Linked DNA regions of Homo sapiens: region 2 is linked to region 1. A link is an interaction called in ENCODE POLR2A ChIA-PET data of the cell type or tissue named here. Cell type or tissue: B cell. All regions are shown on one strand.

Evidence for each region. Peaks named below come from ENCODE experiments on the same cell type or tissue, not always from the same donor. Only the 100,000 strongest peaks of a DNase experiment are listed, where the experiment ranks them.
Region 2: POLR2A ChIA-PET joins it to region 1 with 7 read pairs; 4 of 35 experiments call an interaction of 5 or more read pairs at or near these places.

What each region holds. Positions count from the first base shown.
Region 1 is chr10:88,999,906-89,002,405 of GRCh38, forward strand. The region is part of intron 1 of FAS (Fas cell surface death receptor); the gene reads left to right. Among named protein-coding and RNA genes, the nearest start is that of FAS-AS1, 8.2 kb to the left of the region's middle. In B cell, no CTCF peak of the experiment used is centred here; no DNase peak of the experiment used is centred here; H3K27ac peaks cover 1,811 bases.
Region 2 is chr10:88,905,663-88,908,162 of GRCh38, forward strand. The region is part of intron 3 of STAMBPL1 (STAM binding protein like 1); the gene reads left to right. Among named protein-coding and RNA genes, the nearest start is that of ACTA2-AS1, 26 kb to the right of the region's middle. In B cell, no CTCF peak of the experiment used is centred here; no DNase peak of the experiment used is centred here.

The DNA of each region.
Region 1 (2,500 bases):
AGACAGAAATTACTGCAAACTGTACTTACCAGTTTCTGGTGATTTGTATAACTGAGCTTTCAATTTCAAAAATTAAAAAGTTCTCTTTAGTGTAACATATTTTTGTGTCCAGTAATTTTACTTCAAAAATAAAAGAGAATTTTCTTTACCATCAAACAACGTTGCTGTAATGAGTGGTGATATATTTAGTCCTAGAGGACCAAAGAGAAATAAAATGGCTTTGATTATGCTGGTTTAAGAAAATATATCCGATGAAACAGAGGTTAATATTTGTGATGTTTGATTTAGTAAAATTATAAGACTACCAAAGAAAACTAGAAGAGCAAAATAACCAAAATTTATATAAAGAATTCAATGTTGATAATTCAAAGGTTTAGAATTTTTTCCACCTTTCAAATACTAAGTTGCTGTTATAGATTTACTACCATTATTACCCAGATTTTCTATTTTACTAAAAAATAATAACACAGTTCGTTATGATAAATCAGTATAGATCTTTAGGCTCAACACAACCCTGCTACCTTTTAAACTTTTTTATTATACAACAAACACATATGCATTATCAAGAAAAGATGAGTTTAGCAAAATGAAGAAAAATAGTCTTATCAACTAGAAATAAGCACCATTAAAATTTCTGTGTGTTAAAAGATAATATGCTGCTGAAACTTTTTTTTTCTTGAAATGTCCCTCTTTTCTTTCACTTTTCATTTTCTTAATCCCTAACCTTCTACTGTTGAATTTTCTGGACCACCGTTATACCCCCTCATCAATAGGGCATTTTTTTCTGCAGTAGCTGAGCACAATGGTCATATTGAAGAAATTCCCTTGTGGGGGCTTTGCCTAGAGGTAAAATCCTCTTGGCCGGGTGCGTTGGCTCATGCCTGTAATCCCAGCACTTTGGGAAGCTGAGGCGGGAGCATCTTCTGAGGTCAGGAGTTTGAGATTAGCCTGGCCAACGTGGTGAAATGCCGTCTCTACTAAAAATACAAAAAATTAGCCGTCATAGTGTGCATTCCTGTAATCCCACCTACTCGGGAGGCTGAGGCAGGAGAATTGCTTGAATGCCGGAGGCAGAGGTTGTAGTGAGCCAAGATCTAGATTGTGCCACTGTGCTCCAGCCTGGGTGACAGAGCAAGACTCCGTCTAAAACAAAACAAAACAAAACAACAACAACAAAAACAAAGTAAAACCCTCTTCACTGTGATGACTCTAAAGCTTGCTTTTGTCTCTCTAAATCACAACAAACCGTTTGCAGTGTGATGCTGTGCTCAAAATTGAGAATTCTCACTGACTGTTCCAGGCATCTGTCTACTCATTCTTGCCATGCTGAGGGCTGTCATTTCTCACCACTGAATGCCTTTTTTTTTTTTTTTGTGCTTCTTTTTAAAAGTCTTTTCCTGTTTGCTTTGAACTTCAATAAAAACAGGGGGTAAGAAGGTAATATGCTTTTATTTTGTCTGTGGGGTTTTTTTCTTCCTTCTTTTGGTTCCTTTTCAGATCCTAGCTCATCAAGGCCATTTGCCACACTGACACTGGAATAAGCCTGAATGGGGGTCTATATTTCTTCCAGTAGTTAGTTTAATTCGGTCATTGAGCTGTTGCTCTATTTGTAACCGTCATGCTAGATCCGAGGGCTGACTATTCCTGAGAAAGTGTGGAGATCCTTTCAGACTGCCATGGTGCTAGGGCAGAGTTTCAGTCATTATCTTCTGTGTCTGCTAATTCTTGCATCATTTCTTCTACTCTGTAACCTGGTTGGCTATGAAAAGTGATTCTTCCTCACTGATGCTGCAGGCAATGGGTGAATATCCAATTGTTCTCTCAGGTTCTTGTCATCGGATACAAAGAACAAATTTCATGTGTCCCTGTTTCTGAGAGGTTCAAAGGGAGCAAATGCACAGATTCTAGCTTAGGATGACTTCCAGCTTCTAACTATTTGTCTGTGCATTCCATTTCCTCACCCCTGCGAGAGGTTGCAGTCATGGTAACGGCTGTTCTGAGAAATTCAGTGCCCAAACTGGAGGGAGGGGAACACAAACTCAGCTTCTTCCCAAGCTTCAGGGCAGGGCTGGCAAGTTTTGCCTTCCCCGCCAGCAAGAGCCCTGGCTTTAGGGGTCTTGCTACAGTTTTCCCAGACTGGAGGTCTTGGGGCTGGATTCTGGTTCTTAGCGAATTCTTGCCAAACACCTCCCCTTTCCCCAGTATCCATTTGTTTTGAAGGTTCTTTGCAGGCTTCTTGCCAATAATTGTCTTAAAACAAATGGAGTTGTTTGCATACCTAGATGGAGTAAAATATTTAGGAAACTATTCTACAAATATGAAACAGCCCAGATTTGGGCCAGAAGTCCTGGTCCTGAGTCTCTTGTTAGCCACTCTTAACTGTGAATTATTGGACAAATCATTTCTCGCACTCTGTGTAATCTGTCACCTGGGTACTTGATGATTTAAACCAGGAATTGTGGCCCTTCTCATAATACTGTCTCCTAAATATTGGGTGAAT
Region 2 (2,500 bases), 94 kb before region 1:
AAGTGTTTTAAAGGCCTCTGAAGTGAGAAAATTGGAAAAATATTTACATAGTTATTTTGATGTGGCAGTTTGGGTATCAGTAATGTTTTCATATTCAGACCAATTGCACAGTCTCTAGGAGCATTAAATGTTCAAGTTTTTAAATTACCAACTAATGTACTCACAGGCATCCCAACACCATCTCTGAGGCTTAGGGTCAGGGAGGGCAGGAGGCTCAGGGTTATCAGATTTCCTTTCCAAGGCCAGCATAGTAATCTATTTAATACATGTTTCACTCTTCTTAAATATAATTTATTTTTTCATGCGATTTTCCCCGACAGAAATGGAAGCTTTATGAGAGCAGGAACTACAGTGCAGCTCCATTTATAGCACCTAGAACATGCCATCAACATTTAAAAAATTTGATTTGGTGGGTTGAGTCTAGGGGACAAGTTGGGAGACACAGGAAAGATCTGATTCAGGTTCAGGGATAGGTTCAGGAAACTCATTCAAGTTTCATATAGCACTTATTATTTCTTTTTAAAAAACATTTTATTTGGCTATTAAGAACACTATGTACAAAAGAGCTGTCAAAATGTTGAGTAAAAGTGGCTACATCAAAACAGCCATGTCAGAGTATCATGTTTCCTATTAGACAGATATTTGTTAGTGACATATCCTAGTTTAAGAGTTAACAGAAATGGGACTTCGTCTTTCCTTACTATAAATCTGGTAACTTACTAGTTGAAAGGATGTCCTGTCATCAATAATTATATCTTCTAAGATGAACCTTCTTTTTTTTAATTGAAAGTCACATGCCGATTACTTTTGCTAGCTTATTATTTATTAATTTTATTTAAGTTGACAAATAAAAATTATATGTATTTGTGGTATGCAACATGTTTTGATACATATATGCTTATATTGTGGAATGACCAAGTCAAGACAATTAACATATTTATTACCTCACAGACCTTTTATTGAGACAGGGTCTCCCTGTTGCACAGGCTGAGTGCAGTGGCACAATCATAGCTCACTGCAGCCTCGACCTCCCTGGCTCAAGTGATCCTCCCACCTCAGCCTCCCGAGTAGCTGGGACTACAGGCATGTGTCACCATGCTCAGCTAATTTTTTATTTTTGTAGAGATGGGATCTTACTATGTTGCCCAGGCTGATCTCCAACTCCTGGATGCAAGTGATCCTCCTGCTTTGACCTCCCAAAGTCCTGGGATTATAGGCATGAGCTACTGTGCCAGACCCAAGCTGCATAATTATGCAATACATTGTTATTAAGTATAATCATCATATACACTGGACCTCCTGAACTTATTCCTCCTGTCTAACTGAAATTTTGTATCCTTTGACCAACATCTCACCCCCATCCTCAACTGCTGGAACTCTGATAGCTACCAGACTACTCTCTGCCCCCCTGTGAATTCAACTATTTTAGATTCCTTCTACATTGTAAGTGAGATCATGCAGTATTTGTGTTTCTGTGCCTGGCTTATTTCACATATAATATCACTAGCTTAGTCAGGGGCTTAGCCTGAGAACATTTAAGAAGTTGAAAGATACAATATTTTAAAAATTGCCTTCCATGATTCTACCGAGGGCAAAATTAAAGGCAGTTTACATGGTATGCAAAAATTGAGATCTGCATTTTATTCAAGTTACTGAACTTGAAAATTTAGAGAATGGTTGGCAACCTTCACCCTACCTGGGAAAATCACTTGTTTTTAGAAAGTTAAGTAATAAATATGAAATTAGAAGTTATTCTCCACCATTGATAGCCAAACTTTTCCAATAATTTTTGTTTCTGAATAAGTTACCAATTAATAATATTTCTTTTTCACCTTCTGCTCTGATCTTGCATATGTTCCTATGGAATTGTGAGCCTGGTGAAAAGGAAAAGGCCCCTATATCTCAGAATTACTGTGTAATCAAAATATTTGAATTCTCTTGTATTATTAGTTGTATGATAATTTGTAATTCACTTATTCTTCCTGGGCCTTAGTTCCTCATCTACAAATGAAAGATTTATGGGAGAAAATCTCTGAGGTCCCCTCTGCTCTAAATGTCTTTGAATTTATTCTATTTATAAAGGCTTAGATAGCTAACAACTTTTAAAGCTTCTTTAAGCCTTAATTTTCTCATTTAAAATGGGAATTATGCTAACATTTCTGTCTAACCTATAACCTTGTGATCAGATGAAATTAAATGATGAGTATATGTGTGTATGATTTGATTTACAGAATCAGTAAGTATAAGGCATATTGTTTGATCAGAAATAGCATTTACAGCTCATTATGATTTATCAAGGAAGGGTTATTCATTCATTTTGCAAATATTTATTGAGCACTTATTATGAGCTGGATGCTATTCTTCAGGCTGAGGATACATCAGTGCATAAAAAAGAGAATTCCCTGCCTTTGTGGTAGCAGTTTCTTCACTTTACCTGGAAGCGATGCACCTGGTTTGCTGTAGGAATTTCCTTTCACTGCTGCTGTCTCTTGTTCCTCAA